Linked DNA regions of Homo sapiens: region 2 is linked to region 1. A link is a loop called in an ENCODE intact Hi-C map of the cell type or tissue named here. Cell type or tissue: heart left ventricle. All regions are shown on one strand. Links, peaks and the distances in the headings refer to the core of each region. The heading gives the core; the rest is flanking DNA. Region 1 overlaps MICAL3 (microtubule associated monooxygenase, calponin and LIM domain containing 3). Region 2 overlaps MICAL3 (microtubule associated monooxygenase, calponin and LIM domain containing 3).

Region 1 (10,591 bases), core at 1,340-9,339:
AAGGGTGGGGATGTCAGAGATTAGCTCCACAGGACTTGGACCCTACGTGAAGATTAAAAATTTAAAATCAAACTCGGGCATTTCTGCCATCTGTAACCCACCTCCACACTAGAACCCTCTGACAGAAAGTTTCTGTGAGTAGGGAAATCTGGTCCACAAATAAGCTGTCCCTTTAAAGATCTGCAGCAACTTAAAACCAGCTGGTTTCTGGTACAAGCCAGTCCTCAGAAAGTAACTCTCACTTCAACTACAGAGGATAAGGTCCAATGATTTTGAGTTTTGTTTTAAAAAACAAAGCAAAACAAAAACCCCGAATTGCTCAGCTGGGACACTGGCTGGTTCAGGAGGGCTGGGGGTTTTCAGAAGCAGCAGCCGCATGGCACTGCTGACCGTAAGCGCACTGCTAAACTGAAGCGCGGTGGAGGTCTGGGAAAAGGGGAAAGCAAACACTCCAAAACAGAAACGCCATCGCTGAAAGGGCACAGAGCAGGTGCGGGCCTGCCCCCAGGTGTCTCCCACTCCCTGCGGTAGGAAGTCCTCTGACAGAGGGAGGAAACTGGGCCAAAGGAAATCCATGCATCCGCTGCTCTCCTTTCCCTCCTTCCCCTTCTATTTAAAAAGAAGAGAGTTTGAGACCAGCCTGGGCAACACAGTGAGACCCCGTCTCCAAAAAAAAAAAAAAAAAAAAGGAAGGGAACTATTTCTGTGCCTGAGAATGGCTGTGCTTGCGAGAGTCCTTCTGTATCAGAAAGCAATGACTTTTTACAGGATTGCAATAATACCCGGAACCCCTAAAAGACCCTGGAACTGGCACAAGGGTGCCTATAATTTCAATGCTTAAGAGAGGTCCTGAAGGCATGTCACTAACACAATGATTAGAGACCATTTCTTACCACACATCAGAGAGTCTTCATGCTTTGGTCTCCTACCTTAGAGAAAGCACTGACTCCATTCATCCCAAGGACTGAAATAATGGTGCTGATGAAGATGAGGCCCCCAGGAATAACTGCAGCTATAGTGTATTCATCACTTACTACTGATATACTGATTGTCACTGTGAGTTAAGTATTTAATACAGCGATCAGCCTCATGTGATAGACAAGAAAAAGGAGACAGAGAGGCTACGTAACTTGCCCCAAGTCACACAGTAAGAGCTGACACCTGATCCCAGGAAGCCTGGAACCGTGAACACTAAGTAGCCTCTCTACTGATATCTGCTATCATCTTAATCCAGAAACCACCCTGTAAGTAGTTATAATTATCTGCAAGTTACAGATAAGGGGGAAAATAGAATTAAGAAAGGTCAGATCACTTGTCCAACTAGTAAGCTATAAAGCCAGGAGTCAAAAATCCAGGTCTCCAACCTCCACATTCTATGCCTTTTCACTACACTGCACTCGAGGGTGGTCTGACCAACCACCACGGGACCAACCACCGTGGGACTTCCATGTAGACAGCTGTTCCCAGGACCAGAAGAAATAATACTGGGCCACAGGGCACACAGGCAATGAAGAGTCAACACACATGAACTAGAGAGGAGTCGGAGGTAACTCCATGCCATGCAGGATCTGCCATCTGCTGCCAGCTTCATCATTCTCAGACAGAACCCTCATCCTGCCACATCCTGCTTGACAACCACACACGTTTCCTTATCATCCACTGCTTCATGCCTCCCATCGAATTTCCAGTCCCTGACTCTGGCCACCCAGCTTCATCCCACTTTCCCTGAGATAACTGCCCTCCAAAGTGGCCCCACAGCCTGTGGGCACATTCCACTCCCTCGGGCCTGGGTGTGGTTCCCCACACCTGAGCGCTCCTCCTCCCCTCTCCAGCCTTATTCCAGAACCCCGCAGAAGACCTGCCTTCTTCACAAAGCCTCCATCTCTTCTCGTCCTTTCTGAGCCCCTCCACCTCCTCACTCCTCTGCAGTTCCAAACAATTCAATCCTTATTCATATCCAGACAGTACTGTTTGCATTGTTTCTGTTTCTCCAATGGAAAATTCCTCAGGGGAAGAACCATGACCAATCCTCAGGAGATGAGGGTAGCAGAGGGCTTCAGAGCACAGGCTTGGGAGTTGGACTGAGATTAATCCTGACTCTGCCACACACTTGGCTGTCCAATTCCTAGTTAACTCCCCTGCCAATGGTGATAAAGACAGTACCAACTGTCTAGGGTATTTCTAGGAAGTAAACGACAGAATGCATTTCTAAAGCATCTTCCATGATACCTGGCAAAAATGGTCCATGAGTAATTATTTCAATGATTATGTATCTGCCCCCAGTGTAGCCTGAGCCTTGCTAAATGTGCAGCTGGAACTCAGGAAGCAGCTGCAATTAATTGACAGAAAATTATTGGAGGTTAGGGTTATCTGTAAGAACTAGACAAAGGAAGAAAAGTAAGAGGGAATTCAAGAAAGTGAAATAGCAGATGGGAATGGGTAGTGGAACAGGGGAAATAGGATCCAAGGACTAAGTCAAATCTGTAAGTACTTCCTGGGCACCCATGTGTGCACACACTCCATGGGACTGATCAAGGGTAGGTGAGACAGAGGTTCCATGGACAAGGGCCACCATCCAGCTAAGCAGTCAACCAACACGTGCTGAAAGAACAGAACACCTGTGGCACAGATGCAAATGAACAGGATGGCCAGCATCCCTGGTCTATCCTGGCATAACTACTCGTTTTCACCATCAGTGATTTTGTTATCTTTATGTGATAGAGGCTATTCCATACAACCTATTGGCTGAAAATAATGCCTAACAATAAAAAAGCTACTAAGAATTCAACATTTTCCCATGCATTTGTATTCTGTTCATCACAACGGCATCTACATACCCTGCAAAAAAAAGTAGAACACATATATTTAAGGCATTTACTCAAGCGACAATATTTGATGAATCTGCCCTATGGATTCACAGTCTTGGCCACTGGGCAGTGTACATGCAAACACACACACACACACACACACACACACACCCACACACACCCACTCATGCCTACAGCATGGGGATCCCACTGACAACAGCTCAGAAGAGAGGTAAAGGTTAAGGACAGGCTTCTAACAAATTCAGTTCAATACATTTAAGTACATATTATAATAAAAATGAGGACCAGGTGTGGTGGCTCACGCCTGTAATCCCAGCACTTTGGGAGGCCAAGATGGGAAGATCACTTGAGACCAGGAATTTGAGACCAGCCTGGGCAACACAGCGAAACCCCTTCTCTATTGTAAAAATGACTAAAAATTGGCTGGGCGTGGTGGCTCACGCCTGTAATCCCAGCACTTTGGGAGGCCGAGGTGGGCAGATCACTAGGTCAGGAGTTCGAGACCAGCCTGACCAACATGGTGAAACCCTGTCTACTAAAAATACAAAAATTAGCCAGGCGTGGTCACGCACACCTGTAATCCCAGCTACTCAGAAGCCTGAGGCAGGAGAATCGCTTGAACCTGGGAGGCGGAGGTTGCAGTGAGCCAAGGTTGCACCCTGTACTTCAGCCTGGATGACAGAGTGAGACTCCGTCTCAAAAAAAAAAAAGAGTAAAATTTAAAAATTAAATAAAAATAATTATTAAATGATGCTTGTAAAAGTAGGTAAATAGATGCAAGTTTCACGGAAGAAAGGGTGGATCTGAGGAGATCCTGAAGGATGAGACCAAGTCCAGCAGAGTGAAGAGGAAAGAGAGGAAATGGCGAGAATTCACATGAGCAAAGGGGGAATCAGATAGCGTGCCCAGTGCCGAGCCCTGCCTCTGTGGAAGCGTTGGGGGAGGGAGAAAAGCCTAGCAACCTTGCCAGAGCTCAGACCCGCCCTACTGAGGGGACACTCACAGGTGAGCAGGTGTTCACAGGTGAGGACACTCCACGGGGGAGCAGCACAGGAGCCGGGAGCTGCTCTGGGAAGAGCTGAGGCGCCAGAGCTCCACAGTCGCAGACTCAAACCGGAGACCTCACCAGACCCTGGCTCGGGCAAGCTTCCTCAGGCTACATTTCCCCACCACAAAACAAAGATATATTAGTATGTGCCTCTTATGGATGTAATGATTTTGAGGTGAGGTTCAAATAAACAACCAACCTGAAATGCCTGGGAGAGTGTCCAACTGAGAGCCGATACTCAAAGAGTGATATAATAATTACCACAACCACTAATGCCCCAACGAGCCGCTGAAAGAAAGGCCGGTTCCACACTTTAGCTCACCTTCCTCAAACAGATGTGGCCACCAAACAGTTTGACGTAGGATATATGGAAAGCATACTAAAGGAGCTCGAGGGGAGTTAGGCGCTTTTAGATTAGCATGGGGCGACAAACTTCAAACATGCCTTGTGACCAAAAACTATGAATTCAACATTTTAAATAGATTTGTATTTTATTAACTACAAATAAATGGTCTCATGGGTAAATTAACCAATGCAAAAAATGGTCAGTTTTTAAAGACTTTATAAACAAAATTATCCCCCAACACACAAAGTCAAAAATATGTAAAATTCAATGACTTATTAAGAACATTCTTTAACTTTCTCCAGAAGACTTTTTTTTTTCTTTTTGACATGGAGTCTCACTCTGTCACCCAGGCTGGAGTGCAGTAGCAGGATCTCAGCTCACTGCAACCTCCACCTCCCGGGTTCAAGCAATTCTGCCTCAGCCTCCCGAGTAGCTGGGATTACAGGCGTCCGCCACCACACCCAGCTAATTTTCTGTATTTTTAGTAGAGACAGGGTTTCACTATATTGGCCAGGCTGGTCTTGAACTCCTGACCTCGTGATCCACCTGCCTCGGCCTCCCAAAGTGCTGGGATTACAGGCATGAGCCACTGCACCCGGCCAAATGAGGACTCTTGTAGAAATACATGTGCTTTTCTCTAAGGGACGAGAAAGAAATGTAAAATGAGCAGTTTGTCCGCAGATCGTGCTTCTTGGGTTGGTCTGGAGCCGACAGGCGTTGTGGAATGACAGTGTCCATCTGGAGATTAAAATGAGAACTCCTTTGTTCTAGGCAAGACACATGCTTTTTTTTCTCTTCCTTCCTTCTTCCTTCTTCCCTGCCACCTTTATTCCTTTTTTGGTTTATCTTAGAAATGATTTAAGGCAACATGGGCCCTTGATCTGTGAGGAGGTGAGGCAGGACTGTTACTCTGTTCTGTGGAATTCTAGAAACTTATTTTGGGACTTTGGAGGTATTCGCTTTTTCCTAAGCTCTCAGAATCATTTTTGAGAAGCAGCCGATGCTGCTAGCCAGAACAGCTGTGAGAAGCGCAGCGTCTAGGATGGCCTCTTTGCCGACACCCTGGGATGGGTGCATGCTTCCTCATGTTTTAGAGAGAACTGAGGCTCTCAGCTCTCCCTGTGTGCTGGGATGCCGTCTGTGACTTGCCTGAGAAAATACCTATGGAATGAGTGTGAGGGCCTCATGAGGTCACGTCCACGAAAGCACTGGGAGCTCGTCAGAGGAGAAGGGCACTCTGAGGCCACATAGTCGGTAATCAGACTTCCCTTTGGTCCACATCTCTGCCCTGGCTGCCAGGATTCACAGTGTGCAGAGGGACTGGGCCGTTGCTCCAGCCGCTCCAGCAGGTTAGCAGGCTCTGTGCCACTGTCCCCAGAGAAGTCTCCCTGAGTGGGGTCTGTGGGCTCTTCTCTCGGTCCCACCTTCAACACCCACTTTTCTCAGCCTGGTGAGAAGGGAGGACAGATGGCTTCCCCTCCACTGTCCCCCGCCCATGTTGTTGAATGGGATTTGAGAATGGACGCCAGGTTCTAAATCTGCCATTCCGTCTGTCCTTGAGTGAGCGGCTGACCAGCTGCTGGCCCATGCTTAGAGGATGTTCGTGGTCTGCCCCAGGGCCCACTGGTCCTTGAGTGAGCGGCTGACCAGCTGCAGGGCCATGATCAGAGGATCTTCGTGATCTGCCGCAGGGCCCACTGGTTGGAGGCCCCTTTGGGAGTCAGATAACAGAACTCTGCAGTCACGGCTGTGACCGACTCACTATGTGGCAGATGGGCTTCTGTGCTTTTTAGTTCTCACTTCCTGAGAAGTGTCAGGTTTCAGCACTAATATCATGTATACATTTTAAAAAATCCAAAATCAGAAGCAGAATTTAGTAATTCCCCACCACTTCCTATGTTCCCTCCTCTAACACCTGTAATATTCCTGGCACACAGTAGGTGCCTTAAACAGGTCCTTGAATTGGGGTTGGTGAGAAAAGGTGCTAAGTCTGTCTTTCCAAGCCATTTAATTGAGCAGCATTTTTTTTTAATGTGGAAAATTTTTTTATCTGTTACGTCTTTCCTATTATATTTATCTTGTCCTTGATTTCAGCACCCCACCCGATTTGCAGGCAGTGCTTTCTAAACTGTGCCCTGTGAGCTGTTAAAAAGTCTTCTGGAGGCCGGGCATAGTGGCACACACCTGTGATCCCAGCATTTTGGGAGGTCGAAGTGGGCAGATTGCTTGAGCTCAGGAGTTCGAGACCAGCCTGGGAAACACGGCAAAACCCCGCCTCTGCCAAAAAAATTAGCTGGGCACAGTGACATATGCCTGTAAGTCCCAGCTACTCAGGTGGCTGAGGTGGGAAGACCACTTGAGCCCCAGAGGCGGAGGTCGCAGTGAGCTGAGATTGCACCACTGCACTCCAGCTTGGGCAACAGAGCAAGACCCCGTGTCAGAAAAAAAGGGGGGGGCTGGGCGCTCATGCCTTCAATCCCAGCACTTTGGGAGACTGAGGCAGGCAGATCACTTGAGGTCAGGAGTTTGAGACCAGCCTGGCCAACATGGTGAAACCCCATCTCTACTAAAATACAAAAAATTAGCTGGGCATGGTGTTGTGTGTCTGTAATCCCAGCTACTTGGGAGGCTGAGGCCTCCTCAGCCTCAGCAGGAGAATCGCTTGAACCCGGGAGGCGGAGGTTGCAGTGAGCTATCGCACCATTGCACTCCAGCCTGGGCGACAGTGCAAGACTCCATGTCAAAACAAACAAACAAAAAACCTCATCATTCATCTAGCATTGACTGCATTCATCTAGCATTCATCTAGCATTCATCTAGCATACATCTAGCATTCATCTAGCATACACAGGCACCAGACACTGTGTTGGGGCTAAGCACAGAATGTGAACAGAACTCCTATGTCTCCTGTGCCCCAGAGATGGAAGGACAGTGGTGGACACAGCCATCGGTGTAAAAACGTCAATATATAGATACATCCATACTTACACACTGTGAGAAAAAGAACAGCAGAACCTAAGACAGAACATCGGAAGGGGCCCCCTGGCCCTTCAGGTGGTAATGAAGAGGTATCCAGCCCGACCCGGGAGGGAGGATGCCCAGGGAAAGGAGGAGCTTGCTCCAGGGGCAGAAGCAGCACACGTGCACCGGCACAGGCGACAATGCACATGGCCTTCCAGGACCACCGGCCAGTGGGCTCAGGGCTCAGTGAGAGAGGAAGAGGAGGATGGCAAGGCAGGCAGGCCACTCCACACAAGGCCAGGCAAGGCCTCTTAACGAATCTGGATGCAAGGACCTTGCTTTTTCCTACATCTTTCATTGTTCCCAAGCCCAGTGCGCTCCTCAAGGCAAACACTAAGAACACATGCTCAGTTCAGCAAATCAGTTACAAACCAGTGGCTATTTAATAAGCAAGGTACTGTTAAAATCTTGGCCCTCAAATTTTATAATTTGGTTTGTAGAAAAAAGGAACCAGACCATCCCATCTCAAACAAAAAACAAAAAAATCTTGAGACAAGAAAATATATATCCTGAGGCAGTATCTGATTAAACACCAGATGAAATGTTCAAGTCACATGGTCCACTGGAAGGGGAAATAATTCCCAGGTAAGGTGGTGACAACGGGTTTCCCAAAGAGGGTGGGACTCCAAGTAGAAACTGAAATCTGGAGCGAACCAGGCTAAGCTACCTGGGAGGGTGGACCAGGCACACGCAACAGGTGAACGGACGTACGGGAGTAGGGACAGCAAGGCACATCGGGGAGGGGTAAGCACACAGAAAGGTTGAGCCCGCCTACAACACACAACAGCCCATCCCGGGCAGCTCACCCCCATCTTCAGGGCCTTGGAGGCAGAAGGAAGATTCCCACAGGTCAGGGTCCGGGGCTGGTCTCCTGGCAGGCACACTTTGGGGCAGCAGGAGAAGGAAGGTGAGTAAGACTGTCTGCCCCAGGAAAAAGGGCAAGGGCAGAGAGCTATGGATCTCATTCACTGGGATAAAAAATTAAGTGCCAAGGAGGGAGAGGAAAGGGAGGAAAAATAATCCAAATTGTTGTAGTATTGTGCAACTGAAATTCCATGCATAAGCCAGGAAATTCAAAGGTCACAGTTCCCACAGCAACTGTAACCTGACCCGTCAGCTTAAGTAGCCTTTGGCACTGCCAGCCCCCAAGCGCCTGCAGCCCCTACAATGCCCACCCAGACCTGCCCTCAGGCCCCTGCACGTCAGGCATGTTGCGCCTTGCCCAGCCGGGCCCACGTGGGCTGCCCACCTCTGGCTACAAGGGGCCCTCAGCCATGCCCAATAGTTCTCAGTTCTTTAAGGAGCATCCTGTGACTCCGAGCCTACTTGCTGTGGGTCTTTACTTCTGACTCTTCTGTGGGGTGAGTAAGCCTCCTTCACCACCCAGATGGGGGGAAAAGGGAGAAGAGAGGTGTGTGCATGCAGACAGAGGCGCTGCTACCACCCTCTTCACTCATGCCCTGTGGCATCAACACTTGCCAAGCCTCACCATGGGGAAAACAAAGGTGGGGGGAGCCTGGGGAGGGAATGTTGTAGTTCAAAGGACATCAGAAAAGACGGCTTACCAAATGGGAGAAACTTTCTACCAGTCTGAAATCTGATAAGAGACTTACTTCTGTAGGGTATGTAACTGAGCATATGATCCTTCCCAACAGGGCCTGGGACACCGGCTTGATCATCATGAGGCCCAGGACGGAGCCACACATAGGTCATGATAGTGGAAGCAGCACAGGGTGTGAAGCTGATGGCCACAACCGACCCCTTCCAGCCCCACTGTGGAACCGGGGTGGCAGTTCAGAGTTTGGGTGTCTGCTGTGTGCAGAAGGGAGACCAATCAGAGCCAGGCTTAGACGCAGGCAAATCATGGGCCCTTTCGAAAAGACAGGCTGGCCAAGTGCGATGGCTCACACCTGAAATCCCTGCACTTTGGAAGGTCGAGGCAGGAAGATGAGTTGAGCCCGGGAGTTTGACACCAGCCTGGGCAACACGGTGAGACGCCGTCTCTACAAAAAATTAGCCAGGCATGGTGGCACGCACTTGTGGTCCCAGCTACTGGGGAGGCTGAGGTGGGAGGATCATTTGCACCTGGGAGGTCGAGGCTGCAGTAAGCTGTGGTCGCACCACTGCACTCCAGCAACACAGTGAGATGCTGTCTCAAAAGAGATTAAATTTAAAAATGTTTAAGATACATAAATAAAAAACAAGTCCCCTGAGCTCCTCCTCCTATTTATCACAACAGAAAAGACTGAAGACTCACCCAAAAATGGTTTATATCCTGGAAATCATACTTCCCTCTGGGCCATGGTTTATGTGAGCTGCCAAAATTCCAGGCTCAGGGCAAAGAATGACTTTCCTGTTACTCTGGCTCCCAGGGTGAACACAGGTAAGGAAAGTGACGAGGCAGTCAAGAGCAAAGCCCAGCTCCCTAGGGCTTTGTGAGGAAGACCAGCTCCACCACCCTGCTGTCTGCCCTGGGCCTGGCCCTCAACAGTGCTGATAAAACAGGCTTCAGGGGACTGCTGTGAGAAGTAAGTGATGGTATGTACAGCAGAGCCTATGCTGCATGGCCTGGCACACAGAAGTTGCTCAATAAACGGGAATTACTAGTACTGCTGCTATTTCCACATTTCATGTTTTACTCAAACCTGATACATTTATAAGAGCTGTGTGAGGCCAGGTGTGGTGGCTCACGCCTATAATCCCAACACTTTGGGAGGCCAAAGGAGGAGAATTGCTTGAACCTGGGAGGTGGAGGTTGGCGTTCCAGACCAGCCTGGCCAACATGGCAAAACCTTGTCTCTACTAAAAATAAAAAATTAGCTGGGCATGGTGGCACGCACCTGTAATTCCAGCTACTTGGGAGGCTGAGGCAGGAGAATCGCTTGAACCTGGTAGACAGAGGTTGTAGTGAGCCGAGATGGCACCACTGCACTCCAGCCTGGATAACAGAGCAAGACTCCGTCTTAAAAAAAAAAAAAAAAAAAAAAAGCTGTGTGCCACTGAGTCCTGGTTATTTCACAGCACAGTGGTAGCACGTAATATGTGCTTACTGTGTGATGAGCACTACTGTGCATGCTGTTCTCTTGAACTTTACACACTAGAGTTCTTCAGTCCTCACAATAACCTCATGAGGTAGATTCTGTGGATGAAGAAACAGAAATTGAGTCATTTATCAAGGCTGTATGGTTTCTATGTGGTAGAAGACAGAGCTGGGCCCAGGCAGCTGGACTCTGGAGCCCCAGCATGGACCACATCACACCCATCCTCAAAGCATGGAAACATTCCCAGGAATAAAGCAGGCAAAGGCCAGCGTGGCACAGATTCCAAAAACAGCTCAAGACTGACTTC
Region 2 (10,591 bases), core at 1,502-9,501, 47 kb after region 1:
TTGAGACTGAATGTCTCCTCTGTGCTCTGGCAGCCTCAGCGATCACAGGCCTGCAGTGCTGCTTTTGGCCCTGCTTGGAAACCCCCATGTGAGCACCAGCAATTGCAGCTCGGCCTCCAGGGACTGTATCACACCACAATCATTGATTTTCATAATCAATGCCATCATTGACAAGTAGGCAGAGAGATAAATGCTCTAAAATCATCTAGGCCCCTTGGGCCAGATGTTCCCAGCCTTATCAAGAAGAGAAGCTGGCTGGGCGCAGTGGCTCATGCCTGTAATCCCAGCACTTTGGGAGGCCTAGGAAGGCGGATCACCTGAGGTCGGAGTTCGAGACCAGCCTGATCAACGTGGTGAAACCCCATCTCTACTAAAAAATACAAAACTAGCCAGGCATGGTGGCACACGCCTGTAATCCCAGCTACTCGGGAGGCTGAGGCAGGAGAATGGCTTGAACCTCCCAGGAGGCGGAGGTTGCGGTGAGCCGAGATCACTTGCAGTGAGCCGAGATCACGCCATTGCACTCCAGCCTGGGCAACAAGAGTGAGACTCCGTCTAAAAATATATATATAAATAAAGGCCAGGCGCGGTGGCTCACACCTGTAATCCCAGCACTTTGGGAGGCCAAGGCAGGCAGATCACGAGGTCAGGAGATCGAGACCATCCTGGCTAACACGGTAAAAATATTACTATATTATAGTAAATATACTAATTAAATATACAAAAAAAAAATTAGCTGGGTGTGGTGGTGGGTGCCTCTAGTCCCAGCTACTTGGGAGGCTGAGGCAGGAGAATGGCGTGAACCTGGGAGGTGGAGCTTGCAGTGAGCCGAGATCGCACCACTGCACTCCAGCCTGGGCGACGGAGCGAGACTCTGTCTCAAAAAATAATAATAATAATAAAATAAATAAATAATAAAAAATTTTTTAAAAAAGAACTTAGAGCAGGGTCTGGTGGCTCACACCTGTAATCCTAGCACTTTGAAAGGCCAAGGTGGGCAGATCACCTGAGGTCAGGAGTTCAAGACCAGCCTGGGCAACAGGGTGAAACCCCGTCTCTACTAAAAATAGAAAAATTAGCCAGGTATGGTGGCGGGAGCCTATAATCCCAGCTTCTCAGGAGGCTGAGGCAGAAGAATCACTTGAACTTGGGAGACGAAGTTTGCAGTGAGCAGAGATTGTGCCACTGCACTCAATCCTGGGCGACAAAGCAAGGCTCTGACTCAAAAAAAATTAATAAATAAGAAGAGAAGTTACTTTTTGTTTCCTGAAAAGCTTCACTTCCTGACAATGAAGGCCCTGAGGAGCGAGTGGACAGCTGGCAGCTGGCAGTCATCAGTGGGGAAAGGCAGAGGTACCACTGTTGACTCTACTGGGCCTCAGGCCTCGGCCCTCATGGGGAGGGACCCTCTTTCAAACTTTTGGAGGGGTAAGGGAGGGCCAGACAGTGCTGAGACCAAGGCGATAGTGGTGGGCGGGGGGCCTGAAGTTCCATCATCTAATTGGGCTTCTTCACGGGTGCATTGCCCATAAGTGCCATATTGATTCCCTCAGCTCCCAGGGCTGCCAGATAGGGCCGGGGCGGCCAGAGCCTCCCAGCCAGTCTCCTCCTGCAGGAGCACCTTGTCAGTTTACCTCAGATATTTGCTGCTCAAATACCATCTTCTGTGTGTATCACAACATGACACGCCTACGAAGAATGCTGAGCTAGGATTTCTAGATGTACTGTTACATGGTGATTTACTGGTCTGGAATTGCTGCCTTGCAGGAGGTCAGGTGAAAACACTACCAGCAAAACCAAGCATTTATGGAGCCACTCCCTTGTACCAGGTCCTGGGCTGGGATGTCTGACTGCATCAGCTCCACGGTGGTAACTGTGGCTTTAGCCTGCCCAGCATTCAGACCCCCTTGCTTGGTAACAGTGCCTACATCTTAGCTTCTATTGTGGAAACTACCTTTCCCCCACTGCATGCAGGTCTGGTGGGCATGGGGATGGAGGCACCTTGCTCTCCATCCATGAGGAAGGCAGCACATGGTCCAGCCTCATCTAGTCTGACCTCTCTTCCTGGAAGTTGAGTGTCAAGCAGGGAGCCGCAGAACTGAAAACAACCGGAGCTGCTTCATGCAGTCAAGAATCCCCTGAAGAAAGAAGGCAGTTACCTCCCTATTCTTGAGATCTCTTCAGCTGGCCTGGCTCTCATCCTTTCCAAGACCTGGCTGTTTGCTTTGCATTCAGTTATATGAGCTAATTCATATCCTTCTAATAAATGTCTTCCATCCTTCTCCAAAGTTAGCCCTAGAGCATATTGCTGTTGTTTACAATCAGAAAGCCCTAGAGGTGTACTCTCTAATTCTCTTAATAACCTCATTTTTCTGTCATTACTCCTGTTTTAGTACAGGTAGCTGAGCTTCAGAGAAGTTAAAAGATGTGCCCAAGGTGGCACAGCTAATGAGTGTCACAGTCAGAATCTGAACCCAAGTCTGTCTGATGTGGGGTCATGACAAGAGCATGGGTTTTCTTGGGAGAGAAAAATGACTTCAAATCCCCACTTCCCACATAAAAATGCACAATGGGTGTAGCAATGCCGAAGCCACAGAGCTGTTGAGGGTGGATGGAGGTGACGCATAGGAAAGCACATGGCCTAGGGTATGTGCTTAGTAAACAGAAATGCCTGTCCCTAAGAATGAAAATTATTTTATCTGCATAGTAAATTAAAGCAATTGGCACTTTTAGTCCAAAGATTACTGCTTCTGAGTTGATCCAAATACAATCTCTCTATCTCCCTCCCCCTCTATTTTTTTAAAAAGAGAAACAAGGTCTTGCTATGTTGCCCAGGCTGGCATGCAGTGGTACAATAACAGCTCACTGTACCCTTGAACTCCTGGGCTCAAGCAATCTTCTCACCTCAGCCTCCCCAGTAGCTGGAACTATAGGTGTGTGCCACCACACCTAATTTTTAAAGTTTTTGTAGAAACGGGGTCTTACCATGTTGCCCAGGCTGGTATCAAACTCCTGGCCTCAAGGAGTCCACCCACCTCAGCCTCCCAAAGTTCTGGGATTATAGTCATGAGCCATCATGCCCGACCTCTCTCTCTCCCTCTCTTAGACACACACACACACACACACACACACATTTCTTGGTTTCCTGTCTGTGGAAGTCCTACCAGAAAATTCAGATGCCCTTAGGAAAAAGAGCACAGGGTGCGCATAATACAATCGAATTCTCCCATCCAACATGCCTTGGGAGAAGGAATAGAGTAAGAATTTTCATTCCTGTGAAGGATGATGAAAATGAGGCACTAAGACACTAAATATTTATCTCGAGGTTATGTAGCAAACCAAAGGTTCAGGAGAACCCAGGAACTGTATATTAGGCCATTCGATCTGAAAATACCAGAGCCTGGAAGGAAGAGAACAGCTTTTCCAAGTTGTTGGATTTGTTCCTTCTCTTACCTTCTTCCCCTTCCCTGTTTCCCACTTCAAAAGAAAAAGCTCCATCACTTAAACATCTACATTAGGCACATTTCTAAAAAAGCTTCCCCAGAGCTCTGTTCATTACATACCCTTCTTTCCCCTAGGAGTTGTGACCTACTTAAAATATTCTTACAATTCTCTTAATGGGGGAAAAAGTCCCCAAAGATATGTTCCCTATGCTGGAAAAATTAAAGTCCTAAAAATAAGCAGTTAAAGAGAAAGTGTTAGGCCAGGTGCAGTGGCTCATGCCTGTAATCCCAGCAATTTGGGAGGCTGAGGCAGGTGGAGCACGAGGTCAGGAGATCGAGACCATCCTAGCTAACACGGTGAAACCCCATCTCTACTAAAAATACAAAAAATTAGCCAGGCGTGGTGGCGGGTGCCTGTAGCCCCAGCTACTCGGGAGGCTGAGGCAGGAGAATGGCATGAACCCAGAAGCTTGCAGTGAGCCGACATTGCGCTACTGCACTCCAGCCTGGGCGACAGAGTGAGACTCCATCTCAAAAAAAAAAAAGAGAAAGTGTTGCTTGTACTAAGATTTCTGATGCTTTTTCAGAGATAAATTCAAGTTTTCCCAGGCCTGTGATTGTGAAAAGTACAACTAAAAGATGGCCTTGGCATTTATTCAGCAGTCAGTAGATATTCACAAACTACCTGCCGTAAGCAAGGACTTCACCAAAGTTAAATGACAGCAAGAGGAAAGAAAACCCACACAGCTTGGATTTATTCAACATAATTGTGACTCTTGGGATTCTTCTGGTTTCTGGGGCTAATAAAAAACATTCTACTTTGTAATATATCATAATTTCTGAGATTTCTCTTTTCTTCTACATTCATTTCTTCCAATCTCGAAGGTTTTATTTGAGGGTGCTTTGTTATTGAAAAGGCAGTATAATAACAGCAAGAGAATTTTACAAATTTAAGATTTAAGACTCATCTTTTTTTTTTTTTTTTTTTTGAGATGGAGTCTCACTCTGGAGTGCAGTGGTGTGATCTTGGCTCACTGCAACCTCTGCCTTGTGGGTTCAAGTGATTCTCCTGCCTCTGCCTCCCAAGTAGCTGGGATTACAGGTGACTGCCAGCACACTCGGCTAATTTTTGTATTTTTAGTAGAGACGGGGTTTCACCATGCTAGCCAGCTGATCTCGAACTCCTGACCTCAGGTGATCTGCCTGTCATGGCCTCCGACCACGCGCGACCCTAAGACTCATCTCTAATCCATCACTTCAGCACAGCTATGGCACAGGCACACAGATTATTACAGTTATGAACATGATGTGCTTGCTATGTTCTATTCGCTATTGTTCCTTTTATCAAAAGTATTTTCCATGTTTCTTTCTACATGCCTCTTGATTTAGGCTTTGGTTGTGAATGCAAGATATTCCATTGTATAATGTACCAACAAAATTTTAAACTGTCCCTATAATATTAGACATTTCAGTGATTTCTACTTATTTCTATTATAACCAACACAACAGAGGGTATTTTTTATGCATCTGAAATTTAAAAAACCTTTGTTAACTAACTTTATTGGGATAAATTCCTGGGTCTGGTAATTATATGGCTTTTCCTATATAGTGGTAGTAATTTTATGGCTTTTCCCATATATTATCATGTTGCATTCCCCACAAATGTTATCAATTTATAATGCAACCCACAATAAATATGGAATTTTACTGTAACCTCAATAGCATTATGTTGCGGTTTTGAAAAATTATTAACCATTAGCAAGAAGCATAACAGTATAATGGTGTTGTAATTTGCACTTTTGATTGCTATCAACAGTGAACACATATCAATGTTTTGTTCATTGCATTGCCTCATGTAGATGAATTTCTTTTTATGAACTGTGAATTTATCCCTGGAGAGTTGTTTTTTGTCCTCCAGTCAGGTTTATTCAGGTATAATTCACATATCAAAAAGTTATTCTTTTTCGTGTGCAGTTCTATGACTTTTAACAACTATAGACAGGTCACTGAATGGTTCTATGATCCTGAAAAGTCTCCCTCTGTGCCTTTGTAGTCACATTCTCCCTCCAAACAGCCCTTGGCAATCACTCTTCTATTTTCTTTCCCTGTAGTTTCAACTTTTCCAGAGTGTTATATAATTGGAATCATATAGTAGACAGTTATGCACAGAATTGTAATGTTTTAAAACTCTTTAAAATGTTTCTAGGCCGGGTGCGGTGGCTCACGCCTGTAATCCCAGCACTTTGAGAGGCCGAGGCAGGCGGATCACGAGGTCAGGAGATCAAGACCATCCTGGCTAACACAGTGAAACCCCGTCTCTACTAAAAATACAAAAACTTAGCCGGGGGTGGTGGTGGGCGCCTGTAGACCCAGCTACTCGGGAGGCTGAGGCAGGAGAATGGCGTGAACCCGGGAGGCGGAGCTCGCAGTGAACCAAGATTGCTTCACTGCACTCCGGCCTGGGTGACAGAGCCAGACTCTGTCTCAAAAAAAAAAAAAAGTTTCTTTTCTTTCTGCAGTATTCAAAATGCTTTATTAAAGGTTTGGTTCAACATCAAAAGAGCAGTATGTAGTGGGGGGAACAGAAATTGTAACTAATTTACCACTAACTTTCTTGCACCACCACACTCAGGAAAAAAGCCGTATAGAACCTGGCCTTCCAAAGGCCCAAGTCAGTCCTTGAGTCTCTGCCTCTCCCTTGTCCACAATCCCATGCCCATTCTCCTTTTTTGAAATGAATTATTGGTTTAACAGAGGTTAACTTTTTTTTTTTTTTTGAGACGGAGTCTCGCTCTTCTTGCCTAGGCTGGCGTGCAATGGCGCAATCTCGGCTCACTGCAACCTCTACTTCCCAGGTTCAAGTGATTCTCCTGCCTCAGCCTCCTGAGTAGCTGGGATTACAGGTGCCTGATACCATGCCTGGCTAATTTTTTTTATTTTTTTAGTGGAGATGCGGTTTCACAATGTTGGCCAGGCTGGTCTTGAACTCATGACCTTGTGATCCACCCACCTCCGCCTCCCAAAGTGCTGGGATTACAGGCATGAGCCACCGTGCCTGGCCTAACAGAGGTTAACTTTTAATTTGTAATATATAATGCAAATATTTCCCCCACTCTGTTCCTTTTTCATTTGATAGAATTTTTTTTTCTTGAGACAGAGTGTCACTCTGTCACCTGGGCTGGAGTACAGTGGTGTGATCTCAGCTCACTGCAACCTCTGCCTCCCGGGTTCAAGTGATTCTCCTGCCTCTGCCTCCCGAGTAGCTGGGATTACAGGTACCCGCCACCACACCCGGCTAATTTTTTTTTTTTTTTTGAGATGGAGTCTTGCTCTGTCACCCAGGCTGGAGTGCAGTGGCTCGATCTCCGCTCACTGCAAGCTCCGCCTCCCAGGTTCACGCCATTCTCCTGCCTCGGCCTCCCGAGTAGCTGGTACTACAGGTGCCCGCCACCACGCCCGGCTCATTTTTTGTATTTTTAGTAGAGATGAGGTTTCACCATGTTAGCCAGGATGGTCTCGATCTCCTGACCTCGTGATCCACCTGCCTCGGCCTCCCACAGTGCTGGGATTACAGGCATGCCACCGCGCCCGGCCGTATTTTTAATAGAGAAGGGGTTTCACCATGTTGGCCAGGCTGGTCTTGAACTCCTGACCTCGTGATCCGCCTGCCTCGGCCTCCCAAATTGCTGGGATTACAAGCGTGAGCCACTGCGCCCAGCCGATAGAAATTTTAAATTTAAATGAACACAGTTTTCCCCCATGGATTCTTTTAACTTGAAAATTATCCATAGATCTAAAATATATTGAATTCTATTTTTTTGCTAGCTCTTGAAGAATTTGACCTTTTAATATTTCATTTTGATTCAACTCCAATTTCTGTCGGTATTTGCTCAAGGTAACGACTTTAAAAGTTTCTTGACCATGATTCATAATAAGAAATATATTTTGCATCACGATTCAGTGTACACAACAAAAATATACATATACAGGCTGGACATGGTGGCTCACACCTGTAATCCCAGCACTTTGGGAGGCCAAGGCAGGTGGATCACCCGAGGTCAGGAGTTTGAGACCAGCCTGGCCAACATGGTAACCCCATGTCTACTAAAAATACAAAAATTAGCAGGGTATGGTGGTGGGCACCTGTGGTCCCAGCTACTTGGGAGGCTGAGGCAGGAGAATCACTTGAACCTGGGAGGCGGAGGTTGTAGTGAGTCAAGATTGTACCACTGCACTCCAGCCTGGGTGACAAAGACTCTGTCTCAAGAAAAAAATAAAAATAAAAAATATCTATCTATCTATCTATCTATCTATCTACACACACACACACATACACACATACACACACACACACAGTATACAAAACTGAAACACAAATCTCAGGACACAAATCTTCCCTTCACTACACGTATACACTCTGGTATTTTCTATTCTTTCTTTTTAAAATGGCCCACCTGGCCAGGCACAGTGGCTCACGCCTATAATACCAGTACTTTGGGAGGCCGAGGAGGGTGGATCACTTGAGCCCAGGAGTTGGAGGCCAGCCTGGAGAACATGGCGAAACCCTGTCTGTACAAAAAAATACAAAAATTAGCTAGGCATGGTGATGCATGCCTGTAGTTCCAGCTACTCAGGAGGATGAGGTGGGAGCATCGCTTGAGTTGGGAGTTCAAGGCTGCAGTGAGCTGAGATCACAACACTACTGCACTCCAGCTTGGGTGACAGAGGGAGACCCTGTCTCAAAAAAAAAAGGACCCACCCAAGATCAATATTCCATTATTCCCCAGACAAACTCCATAGACATTAATGGTTGTATTATTGTGTATTCTGCCACATCAATGAAAAGTTCTGAAGTGATTACAGTTATCCATGGCAAATCATTGGATATGGTGGGGAAAGTGGAAATATCTATTATGTCGGTTGGAAATAAGAAAGACCTGCATATGAAAAGGGTGATCAGATCGAGCGCAGTGTCTCACGCCGGTAATCCCGGCACTTTGGGAGGCCAAGGCAGGCAGATCACCTGAGGTCAGGAGGTCGAGACCAGCCTGGCCAACGTGGCGAAACCCTGTCTCTACTAAAAATACAAAAATTAGCTGGGCATGGTGGCACACGCCTGTAATCCCAGCTACTCAGGAGGTTGAGGCAGGAGAATTGCCTGAGCCTGGGAGGCGGAGGTTGCAGTGAGCTGAGATCGCGCCATTGCACTCCAGCCTGGATGACAGAGCAAGACTCTGTCTCAAAAATTAAAAAAAAAGAAAAAGAAAAAAAGGGTGATCAGGGAAGCTTTGGCAGAATCTTGGAATGCGGCTTTTTTGGAATTTTCTACTAGAGAAAATGAGAATGCTGCTGATTTTTTTTTTTTTTTTTTTTTTTTTGAGATGGAGTCTTGCTGTCGCCCAGGCTGGAGTGCAGTGGCGCGATCTCGGCTCACTGCAGGCTCCGCCCCCCGGGGTTCACGCCATTCTCCTGCCTCAGCCTCCCGAGTAGGTGGGACTACAGGTGCCCGCCACCTCGCCCAGCTAATTTTTTTGTATTTTTAGTAAAGACGGGGTTTCACTGTGTCAGCCAGGATGGTCTCGATCTCCTGACCTCGTGATCTGCCCGTCTAGGCCTCCCAAAGTGCTGGGATTACAGGTGTGAGCCACCGCGCCCGGCCAGCTGCTGATGTTTTTAAGAGGACAATTTTAGAGGCAGATAAAATTGACAGGGCAGCTTCCCAATGAAAATCTTCGTGCTCAGTGATATGATTCTACTGCAAAACCTGAGGACACTGGGAATATCTTCCACCTGAAGAAACAAACTCCCATCATCCTTTAAGATAAACTACACTTCTTTTTCCTTCTCTTAACCTGAAAGATATATTTTGGGTCAGAGATCCTCTCCCTTCAGATTATGTTAAATTCTGACTGTCCAAACGAGTGCACTTCCATTTTCAAATTTTAAGCAATCATATTTTCAATTTATATATGGTATTTCTTAATATTATGACCAAGAGTTTTATCGGCATTAATTTTTCAGTGTAGTTTGTTGTTTAAAATAATGTAATCATCAAAATATATTGTTACACTACTATTAACCAGGCTTCAATATATCAGTGTTTATTTCATGGTGCTAAATGTATACTTTCAAATAAAATGGCTGTAAACCTTTAAAAAGTAAAAAAAAAAAAAAAAAAATAGGCTGGGTGCAGTGGCTCACACCTGTAATCCCAGCACTTTGGGAGGCTGAGGCAGGCAGATCACTTGAGGCAGGAGTTCGACACCAGCCTGGCCAACATGGTAACCCCATCTCTATTAAAAATACAAAAATTAGCCGGGTATGGTGGTGGGCACCTGTGGTCCCAGCTACTTGGGAGGCTGAGGCACAAGAATCACTTGAACCTGGGAAGCGGAGGCTGCAGTGAGCCAAGATCTCATCACTGAACTCCAGCCTGGGTGACAGGGTGAGACCCTGTCTCAAATAAATAAATAAATAAATAAATAAATAAATAAATAAATAAATAAATAAATAAAATGGCCCACCAAGTTGATTTCATGACTCACTGATGAGTCACAATCCACAGTTTAAAAAAGTGTGAAAAGGGAATTTATTAAAGCCACACAATGTCTCCACTAGTCCCACTCTGAGTTTAGGTAGCACCCTAAAGATGAACTGATATACATGGGTTAAGCTGGATCAACTGGACATTTTCCCCCAGTGGCCTGTGCCATAAATTGCCCTTTTCAGAGAATAGATATTGGTGGTCGTGGCAGGGAGGGGTAATAGAAATGAGATATGGTTTTGGTATTCCTGGATTAGCCATCTACTGGGCTGGCAGCCCTCACATGGCTGGCCTGCCCTGTCTCGTGAGATGGATCAGCCTTGAGGTGACCTGTCAGGAAAGGACATTTGGGCTGGAAGTAGCAGAAGCCTCTGTGAGCCATCCTTCATGCAGAACTAGTCAGGAGCAGCTCCCGCTCAGCCAAGAGAGTGAAGCATGCCCATCGCCCAGCTCAGCCAGGTAAGTACTAGGGAAACCTGTGGGAGGCCCAGGTGAAATGAAGGCATTGTCTCAAGAGGTCAGGCTGACTCCAGGAAGGAACAAAATGATGCATGCATGGCTATGCACAGACTAGAAAAGCAAAGACTAAAGGGAAGGATGGAAG

The links. Hi-C counts contacts between places; a loop is a spot of excess contacts. Peaks named below come from ENCODE experiments on the same cell type or tissue, not always from the same donor. Only the 100,000 strongest peaks of a DNase experiment are listed, where the experiment ranks them.
Region 2: a loop joins it to region 1, with 4 times the contacts of the local background. A loop is called at or near these places in 10 of 110 quality-filtered maps.

What each region holds. Positions count from the first base shown.
Region 1 is chr22:17,964,516-17,975,106 of GRCh38, forward strand. The region is part of intron 1 of MICAL3 (microtubule associated monooxygenase, calponin and LIM domain containing 3); the gene reads right to left. Among named protein-coding and RNA genes, the nearest start is that of MIR648, 11 kb to the right of the region's middle. RefSeq lists a silencer at 5,328-5,622 and an enhancer at 9,080-9,632. In heart left ventricle, for the core only: no CTCF peak of the experiment used is centred there; a DNase peak (open chromatin) is centred at 5,486; H3K27ac peaks cover 2,528 bases.
Region 2 is chr22:18,011,011-18,021,601 of GRCh38, forward strand. All of the region lies in intron 1 of MICAL3 (microtubule associated monooxygenase, calponin and LIM domain containing 3), which reads right to left. It also overlaps the pseudogene RHEBP3. Among named protein-coding and RNA genes, the nearest start is that of MICAL3, 8.3 kb to the right of the region's middle. In heart left ventricle, for the core only: no CTCF peak of the experiment used is centred there; no DNase peak of the experiment used is centred there.